Regions from separate parts of the Homo sapiens genome. Here region 2 is linked to region 1. Evidence: read pairs that join two places in POLR2A ChIA-PET (ENCODE). Cell type or tissue: PC-9. All regions are shown on one strand.

Region 1 (5,000 bases):
CTTGCTTTAGGCAGGAAGTGAGGAAGGGAAGGGGGAGCTCTGGGGTGCTCCTAAAAATGAGATGTCTGCATTTCTGTATAGGAGTGAATGGGGACTTCGAGACAAAGAGACAGCCGCTGAGCTGAGGTGGGAGGGAAGAGGTAGAGTGAAAGCAGAAGCCCCTGTACACCGAGCATCTCTTGGCCAAAGATCTTGGCCTCGGTCCTTCTGGGTGGCCTGACCTGTCTGTGTCCCTGGTGAGGGGTGTGACATATGTCCCTGTGGTTCTGTGTCTTGTCTCTGTCACTGCCTCTGCACTCTCCACATATTGTTGTATGACCTCTGAACATCATGAAGCACCTTTCTCTGCAGCGAGGGTCATTCGAGGGCTTTCTCTCGCCTTTGCTCTTTCACCTGATCCTCGCGGACAGCTCCGCCCAAGGTGGCAAGAATGACCATGTGTGAATAAGGGGTGTGGAAGCTGGGCTGATGCGGGAGAGGTGGGAGGGTGCGCGTGAAGCTGGACACAGATCAGAACGTGAACCCCACCCCATCCTGCTCCCAGCCAGAGCTCAGTCCTTCTAGAACTGAGCCATCTGCTCCCCACTTCCCCAGAGCCCTGGAGGCGCCACCCTCACTTCCCTCCACTGGGGCTGGCTCAGGTGCCTGCTCCTTTCTGGTTCCTCTGCCCTGCCCCCAGATCCCACCCCTCGGCAGGCACCCAGGTGCCTGGCTCCATGACGCAGCAGCTGCGGTCTCCTCTTATCAGGGCTCCCCTGTGGGTTGGGGTGGCTCCATTTGTTTAAGACTTAGTCCTGAGGAGCCCCAGCCCCCATGACGTCAAGATTGGCTCCATATAAGGTGAGGGGTCCGCAGCCCATGGTCCCCAAGCAGCCACCCAGCTCCGACATGGCCCAGCCGGTCCACAGCCTCTGCTCCGCCTTTGGCCTCCAGTGCTGCCTCCTCTTCCTTCTAGCTTCTTGGGGGGCAGGTAAGATGCCCACAGGGGATACAGAAGACAGAAACAGCTTGTTTCTTAGTGTTCATAGCGTTGGACAACAAATAGAAATGAATGAAGGGGGCGGGCACGGGGCTGCTACAGACAGTTGTCTAGAGTGTTCTCTGCTCAAGTTTGCTGGCTAAGGGACATGTAGTAGGAGATGAAATCCAGCCTGTGCTCTGCTCTTTAAAACATGGCTCACAGGGCTGCACCCATCCAGAGGGGGTTTCTTCAAGTTTGCATAAAGACACTGTAGAGGCTGCCAGCCCTGGATGGTGGGGGTAGGCACCTGACATTCATTGAGCACCGTGCACGGAATTCACAGCTGCTCATGGTGATTTCTTTCTTCTTCTTCTTCTTCTTCTTCTTTTTTTTTTTTTTTTTTTTGAGAAGGAGTCTTGCTCTGTTGCCTAGGCTGGAGTGCAGTGGCACAATCTTGGCTCACTGCAGCCTCTGCCTCCCGGGTTCAAGCGATTCTTCTGCCTCAGTCTCCTGGGTAACTGGGATTACAGGCACCTGCCACCACGCCTGGCTCATTTTTTTGTATTTTTAGTAGAGACAGGATTTCACCATGTTGGCCAGGCTGGTCTCAAATGCCTGGCCTCAAGTGATCCGCCTGCCTCGGCCTCCCAAAGTGCTGGTATTACAAGTGAGAGCCACCGTGCCCAGAGACTCATCTCATTTCATCTCAGCATCCCCTGAGGTGGCTAATAATATCCCATCTTATAGTTGAGGAGAGTGGATTCACAATGATTATGTCCCATATCTCACAGCTAGAGGGAGGTAAGCAGGGATTCCAGCTCCACTGCCCCCAGCCCTGGGGGGACAGGTGGAGCTTCTCTCCTGAGAGCTCTGTTTTGTGCAGACCTAGCTTCCAGTCCTGACTCTGACCCATTTGCCTACTCTGGCCTTCCACACCATCTGTAAAATGGGCTGGATGCTGCTGCCCAGCCGTACCAGTATTTGATGCCTACAGAGCATTTACACTGCACCAGGTGTTGCTCTAGGGACTTCATCCACATTTACTCATTTAATCCACATGGAGACTCAGAAAAGTGTGCGTCAAAGGCTCTGTCCCTGTCTTACAGTTGGGAAACATCTCAGGACTTTGATGGGAAAATGACTATGGACAAGTTCGACGAACAAAACATACCCTAAAGATAAGATGAAATTATGAAATTAGTTCACTTAGTCAAGAAACGGACTGCTACTGAACCCGGGGAGCAGAGATGCTGAACACAGGGGCGGTGTGGAGGGCCTGGGCAATTTGGAGGAGGGTCTCCACAAGGCAGATGTAGAACAGCAGATTCAGAGACACTATCTACCCACTGGACAGTCATCCAAGGACAGAGCCATCCACAGGGTGATATTAGAGGCAGTGCCCCTTCCCTGAGCACAGTCAGGTTGAGGCCAGGGGTGGAGGCAGGGGCAGGTGGGTGGTGAATGGCGATGACTGAGGAATCTTTGAGCTGCCTCTGAAAGGTCTCAGCAGTGCGTCCTGTCTGTGCCCTGACTTGATGTCTGTCTCCCCTACCTTGAGGGTCTGGAGACAGAGGTACCACAGCTGCCCAACACCTCCCGGCCCCATCTCTCCCGCCTTTCCTTCCCCTTCCTCTCAGGCGGATTGTCCACTGGCTGCTCTCTCCTCCTTCCATCTTGCAGCTTAAGGAAGAGGAACCTGCAGGGGGCGGAAGGGAATCCACTCCATACACAGTCGCTCTGAGATTTGCTTCAGGGCGGAGATCTGAATTCCTGAGATTCCGATGGGGCCATGTGGGCGTGGTCTCGGAGAGGAGATAGGCGTGGCTGGGCGGCATGGAGGGAGGGGTGGGGAGGACAAGGGGAGCTGGCTGCTCCCATTCTGCAGATTTTGAAGACAAGAGTGAGTGGGTTACAGGTGGGGAGGGCTTGAGGCTGGGCTCGGGTTGTGATGAGGTCGGGTGGAACTGGAGTGTGAATCAGAGCTGGTGCATGGCTGTGCCCAGCAGAGAGAGAGGCCAGGGCAGGAAGGGAAGAGGGACAACTGGGATGGATGAAGCCCTTTAGTCTACCATTCTGGTGAGGAGACCCTGACGTTTGTCCACAGGACCAGTCAACACCCAGACAGATAACTAGATCCTGGAACCCCAGAGTCTGCATCATGCAGTCACAGAACCACAGGTACAATCTAGATTAAATCATCCGAGGGCAGCACAGGTGCAGTCCAGATTAAATCATCACAGAGAGGCATAGGTGCAGTCCAGATTAAGTCACCAGAGGGAGGCACAGGTGCAGTCTAGATTAAAGCATCTGAGGGAGCACAGGTGCAGTCTAGATTAAATCATCTGAGGGAGCACAGGTGCAGTCTAGATTAAATTATCACAGGGAGGCACAGGTGCAGTCCAGATTAAATCATCACAGGGAGGCTCAAGCGCAGTCTAGATTAAATCATCTGAGGGAGGCTCAAGTGCAGTCTAGATGAAATCATCTGAGGGAGCACAGGTGCAGCCCAGATGAAATCATCTGAGGGAGCACAGGTGCAGTCTAGATGAAACCATCTGAGAGAGTACAGGTGAGGCAGGAGATGGGAATTGGGGCTGGGGTCCTTGGAAGAATCTAACAAGAACATTTTCCTATAACAAATGTTATTTGATTTAATTTCTATAACACAAATAATGTATGCTCATTGTAGAAAATGGAAAATAGAAAAAATAAGAAAGAAAAATAAAATCTCTGTATACTCCCTAGTCCCCAAGCAATCATTTGATTATATCTCCCTTTAGCTTTCCTTTTTTTTTTTTGTAGAGACAGGTCTCGCTATGTTGCCCAGACTGGTCTCAAACTGGTGATCCTCCTGCCTCAGACTCCCTAAATGCTAGGATTATAGGTGTGAACAACTGTGCCCACCAGCTTTTCTTTTTCTATGTCTGCATTTTAAGCCACTTATTGAACTCATACTGTATAGGTATTTTAACAAACATTTACCCACATTATTGCAAATGGAGCATGCCATTTATGGGGGTAAGGATACCAGGAAACACTAGAGATGCTCTTTTGGGACAGCGTGCCCTGACAGCGACTCCAAGGCATGAGTTGCTTAGCAAGATATTCTTTCTCCCTTCCTTCCTTCCCTTTCCTTTCCTTTCCCTTCCTTCCTTCCTTTTCTTTCTTTTCTTCCTTTTCTTTCCCTTTCTCTTTCTTTCTTTCTCTGTCTCTCTTTCTTTCTTCTTTCGACAGAGTCTCACTCTGTGGCCCAGGTTGGAGTGTAGTGGCATGATCTTGGCTCACTGCAGCCTCTGCCTCCCAGGTTCAACTGATTCTCCTGCCTCAGCCTCCTGAGTAGCTGGGATTACAGGGTCCTGCCAACACGCCTGGCTAATTTTCATATTTTTAGTAGAGACGGGGTTTCGCCATGTTGGCCAGGCTGGTCTCGAACTCCTGACCTCAGGCCCACAATGGCCTCCCAAAGTGTTGGGATTGCAGGTATAAGGCACTGTGCCCAGCCGATGTCCTCTCTTTCAAATGAGTGAACAAAGCAGATGGCGGGGACCTTTGGCACTGTGCATCGTTTTGATGTTGTGGGATTTGTTCTTATTCTTTTATCCCAGCTGAGCATCCACCTACAGTGTCTTGTGCTAAAGTTGGATTTTCCTCTCTGCACCTCCTGCCTATTCTTCAGTGACCAAAACAGTTCTTTTCGGGCTATGATGGTTGTACGTGGAATGAATATCTCCTGGTGAAAACTTACTAGGGAAATAAGTCACTACCAAAGTAGATCGTCTGGGGCAGAGATGCTCCTCTTGTCCTGGGGGTTTACACTGATTTGCCTCTTGGCTGTGTCAGGGCCAAGGAATCCCTTGAGCTTTACCTCAGCTTTTTACAATCTATGGTTCCACAACTGTTTGATGCAGATCTAAAATTCTAAAATCTTGTTATCTGAGTCTAGTTATGGACTGTGATCCTGTGGTTTAATGACAACTGGTATCCCAGAATTGGTGGGCCAGAGGCCTTCTTTCAACGTCTTTTAATCTCAGAGCTCAAT
Region 2 (5,000 bases), 350 kb after region 1:
AACTGCCCATATTGAGCCACTAGGGCTGCAGTTATCTGCTGGGAGGCTGAAGAGCACTCATAGGTAAGAAGGAAAGGCCACCAACTTGCAGTCCTTACCTAAGACAGAAGGAGTCTTAAACAAGAAAGCTCTTATCACATATTGCTTGCCTTTGTTAATTTTCCAGTGACTTCAAATGTTTGTTTTTAGTATTTAGTACAGTTTTCATGTTGCTGTTGGAGGAAAACTTGCTGGTCTATCTCTTCATGTTGCCATAACCAGAAGTTCTACCCTGAAAGAGACTTTTGGGAGAGAAGGTCACAGTCCACAATTCAATCTTCTGAGACAAATATGGATCCAGGCACCAGAAACTGTCAAGTTAGATTTCTAAAATTAAAATAAGATTAGAGCTGGGTGCAGTGGCTCATGTCTGTAATGCCACAACTTTGGGAGGCCAAGGTGGGTGGATTGCTTGAGCCCAGGAGTTCAAGACAAGCCTGGGTAACATGACAAAAACCCATCTCTACAAAAAACACAAAAATTAGCCAGGTGCGGTGGCACACAGCTGTAGTCCCGGCTACTTGGAAGGCTGAGGTGGGAGGATCACCTAAGCCTGGGGCGGTCGAGGCTGCAGTGAGTTGTGTTCGCACCATTGGACTCCAGCCTGGGCAAGAGAGTGAGACCATTGTTTGAAAAAATAAAGATTGAATGAATAATAAAAGAAGATTAGGCCTGGCATCTGTGACCCCAAGGTTCTATGGGAATCACTGACTTCATACAACCTACAATGATAAAGAAGGACACCCTACATATATATGACTGGCCTCTTTAGTATTGGAGAGAGCACATTCCATAGCTCATAACTTTCCGACAGTCTGTGAATCAAGTCACCAAAACTGCAGCTAAAGTTGAATGGAGGCCATGGAAGTAGTTCAGTGAAGTACAAAACAAGCACTGCTTTTGTTCTTGATTCTTTCCCCAAACAATGCACTCACATGTTTTTAATAAATTCTACAGCCGGTTGTAGCTATTGGCAATGAGACCTCCCATTATTGAGGCCCTGGTCTTTTTAACTTGAGGAATTCCAGCAAATCTAAGGAGTACAAGCTCTTTGAGAAATAACTGCATGATATTATTAAACTCTAATGAGGACAGATGATTTCACCAATGAAAAAGTATGACTTCATATCCTGCAAGGGTATTTCTCTAATCCAAAATCCTATGAGCTAGTACAAGTACAGAAACATTCCATAATAAATGGAAATGTCATTTTGATCCAGGCAAAAGTCAAGCATATCTGCCATTTGGCCCTAAATGCTTATTTGGATATTGTTGAGTGTGTGTGTGTGTGTGTGTGTGTGTGTGTGTGTGTGTGTGTGTGTTTGTGTGTGGCAGTCATAGGACTCATTGCCCAAGTTTCAGGGTTTGGGGAAAAAGTTCCATTCTTTTTCTGAATTTGAGTAATAGCTTCTGGCTTACTACTGGGCCCTGGTAGATTCTGAATTCTATGATCATGATACAGAAAATGACCAAGTGACTTGAGATGCCCATTATGACCTGAGTTTTATCGGGTCACTCATGCTCACCAGCCCTCAGTCTGCAAGGGGAAATGGTATACACAGCATCAGACTTTAGCAGGTTCCATAAGGCCAGGTAAGTTGCCTAATAATTTGTACTATACTCCTAATGTTCTTATTACCACTGGAGAGTCCACTCTCCCTTGTCTCATTATTGAGGTCTTGAGGAGTTCCCTAAGGACAACTGACTGTAGAAGGAAAAAAATTTGAGTATGCTTGGATACCCCAGAGTTAACTGTCAGGGCATTAGAGTCTCTTTCAGGAATCATCATTAAGAGTAATGGAAATAAAAATACTTCCAGTGAGAAGATGTTCAATTAGACCATCTGGAAGTGCAGTTTACCAAAAGGAGAAACGTCTTACTGTTGGGTCCTAATCAATGCACAGCAGTAGCTAGTAGTTTCCTTAGATAGTCAGTGACTTTAAAGGAATAAGATGGTAAGGTTTGTGATAAGGAGCGTTGGGGAGGAGATTTGAACCACTCACATGGCACATTTAGGTAAACATACCTACCCTCATGCTAACAAAAATGGATAGTGAAAAAATAAAACACAATGTAGAAGCATTGAGAGGCTTAAACTTTAATAAAAATTGTCAAATCCTAAATCACGGAATTGTGCATTTACTTTTTTTGCTGAGCTTATTTACTTAATGTAGGATAATTAAGGTTTAGTTTTCATGGCCTCCTAAGGCATTTGGAATAGAAGACAGAGTTCAGGTAGCACTCAGAGTGGGAAATTTAATAGAGTGTTCTCCTCATTTCACCAGGATCCCAAAGCCAGCTCCTCAGTATAAGGAAAACATCCTTGCTTGAAGGTCTCCCCAGAAAGTCACCTTGGTGCTGAGTGGAGAGGGGCAAAACCTTCTCCTGAGATTAAAGAGAAGTGGATTTGCAGCCCGAGTTCACACTCCCTGGGTGGTCTAAAAATCATCAAGGCATGAATTTATTTTAAAGTAGTGCAGACTCCAAGGAACCTTGGAAAATCAAGCAAAACTTCTCTGAAAAATTTCTACTGTCATTGGCACTCTGAAAATTCCAAAAAATCATTACACCAGCAAAAGGAGCACTTAACAGTTAAGAACAACAACAGAGAACAATGTTCATAAGAGACAAAGCACCGTGAAAGAACAAGAAAATACAACAGACAGCAGAATCATACAATCATATAACTGAGAAATCAGAATAATTGTATAGGATATAAAATTGCTAAATGGGCTATGATTAAAGAACAGATTGTTAAATACATTTAGTGACTATAAAACTATAAATAATCTTCAGAAAAATTTGAAGAGACAAACACATAACACTTAAGCATGAAAATATAATAATAAAATTTAAATCTCAATGAATTTTGAAGACAAACAATTTAACACAAACACACCTAGTAAAGTACAAGAAGTTCTAAAGAATGTACTTTAGTCACAAAAAGATATCCCAGGTAGAAAGTATGAGGTGAAAGAAAAAAACAAACAAAAAATAAAGGTAAATGGATGGTTAAATATAAATTGAGGTTTAAAAGGATAGTGTATATATTGAGAATCTATAAATATTGTTAAATGAAATACAAATTATTTTATCTTTTTCCAGGTCTAATGTTGGATTTCTTTTCTTCATATTCTGATTAAAATTTCAAGATAAACTTCTCACTCATAATGTGTCCCATTCTGGTTTTGTTTTGTACATTTCAGTATAATGCATATAAAAGAATATTCTGCGGGTCTTTTTATGGTATCTTTCCAAGCTATTGTTGGATTGTCCAGTACTTCACGTTCTCCAACCTTGTAAGTAATGAATGTACAAGTTCAACTGTACATTTTTACTAGTGGGCAGTTTTCCACAATATGAATGCCATTCATGTAGTTGGCGGGACCTGCCAGTGTATCTTTCAGAACCACGGACAGATCTACATGTTCTGGGATGTAGGGAGCTAGAGTGCTCTCTCAACTGGATGCAATGGAATGCCAGGGAGGAAAGTTTAAGATAAACTCTAGTCACCACGGAATTGTGATTTTTAAGCATAGTAAGCATAGTCTGAAATACCACATTCTTTCCAACCCCTCTCTGCACCCAATACGTCATTAGCCCTGTATTTTATACTCACTGTCATAAAAGAACCTGTTGGGGAAGGGGAGGTAGCTTTAGGTCAGTCTTGGTACAATCATACAGTGGCTAAATTAGTAGATCTAGTGTAAAATGGCCTGGAACTGAATTCTAGCCTCATATCTTCAAAATTATGGAACTTTGGGCAAGTAACTTAACATCTCTGTACCTAATTTTCTTGAACAAGTTACAGTTTACAGATTTCATTTATTTATTGTGGATAATAACATCCTTCTCATATGGTTGTGATAAATATTGAACAAAATAATCCATGTAGGTACAAAAACCAGTGCCTGAAATATAGCAAGAGCCTTTTAAATGCAGCCATTATTGTTATTATGGTTATTCTTATTGTCGTTTTTCACAGAATACCTTCTGGTTCCCACACAGGATCTCTGAGGACCTGTTGGATCAGCAGCTCTTTTGTAAGATTCGTTGATATTGTGAAAATTCTCTAATCACAGCCCAGCTACAATTTTACAGAAGTTCCCAATACCTTATCTGAAGGTTTCTTACAGTCAGATTATGAGTCTTGGTTGAAGGCATCTTCTGGAGTCATGGTAACACTCCGGGTATTCTGGGAAAACAGTGATTTCAAAATACAGTTTGTCTTGTTGAGACTAGGAATTTGGAAAATTCCAGTCTGTGAAGTGAAGGGAGAGGAGATACTTCCTTAGCAGGAGGAAGAGAATGTACCAAGTACAGGGCAGTTAAAGAAATGTTTGTTTGATTTTTTTGCCAGTGGTTATATCTGTGGTTTCATTAGTTAAATGCCTTATGTGGTACATTCTTCCCAATAAGTATTTTTAAAAGCCTCTGAAAGGAAGGAGCTCTTGCTACCACCATCCTCTCAGTCAAGTGGGAATAATCTGGTGAGCATAGCAGATGCCAATCAGTTCATAAAAAGCTCAATCTTCAAGTTTGCAGAATTAATTCTAAAAACGAGAAGAGTATTGGACATAGAATTTGACATATATGTTGCATGCAGAAGCTGATATTTTAGCTTTATAGTTTACAGGTCCCTCAGAATGTTTTATACTTTTTTATCATAACTGGGAAGCTGTCACTTTAATCTTTGAGTAGGACTAAGGTATGAAAAGAGCAATGATGGTGTGCTCAATGGCTATATTACTAAACACAAGAATGTTTTCAGCTCGATCTACCTGAGCTACATGGAGATTTGATAACTAAATATAAAGTGAATGGAGATAAATGCCTTACTTACCTTCTGCAGATGACACCTTCTAGTTAGCAAGTGGCAGATCCAGGACTACTGGGCTAGGAAGCTGCTTGGGCTGGAGTACAAGGGCAGTTTCAGGGATAGAGAAATTAACAGGCAGAGA

Evidence for each region. ChIA-PET counts read pairs that join two places held together with the same protein. Peaks named below come from ENCODE experiments on the same cell type or tissue, not always from the same donor. Only the 100,000 strongest peaks of a DNase experiment are listed, where the experiment ranks them.
Region 2: POLR2A ChIA-PET joins it to region 1 with 27 read pairs; 2 of 35 experiments call an interaction of 5 or more read pairs at or near these places.

Annotation. Positions count from the first base shown.
Region 1 is chr6:30,940,112-30,945,111 of GRCh38, forward strand. MUCL3 (mucin like 3) reads left to right here and starts at 862. Exons shown (of 3, transcript NM_080870.4): 1 at 862-970. The coding sequence starts at 889. RefSeq lists an enhancer at 698-1,535. In PC-9, CTCF peaks have their summits at 2,621 (motif pointing right) and 2,827; a DNase peak (open chromatin) is centred at 2,710.
Region 2 is chr6:31,290,062-31,295,061 of GRCh38, forward strand. LINC02571 (long intergenic non-protein coding RNA 2571) reads right to left here. Exons shown (of 4, transcript NR_149115.1): 2 at 4,883-4,952; 3 at 4,154-4,234; 4 at 3,847-4,060. Among named protein-coding and RNA genes, the nearest start is that of LINC02571, 9.1 kb to the right of the region's middle. In PC-9, no CTCF peak of the experiment used is centred here; no DNase peak of the experiment used is centred here; H3K27me3 peaks cover 1,070 bases.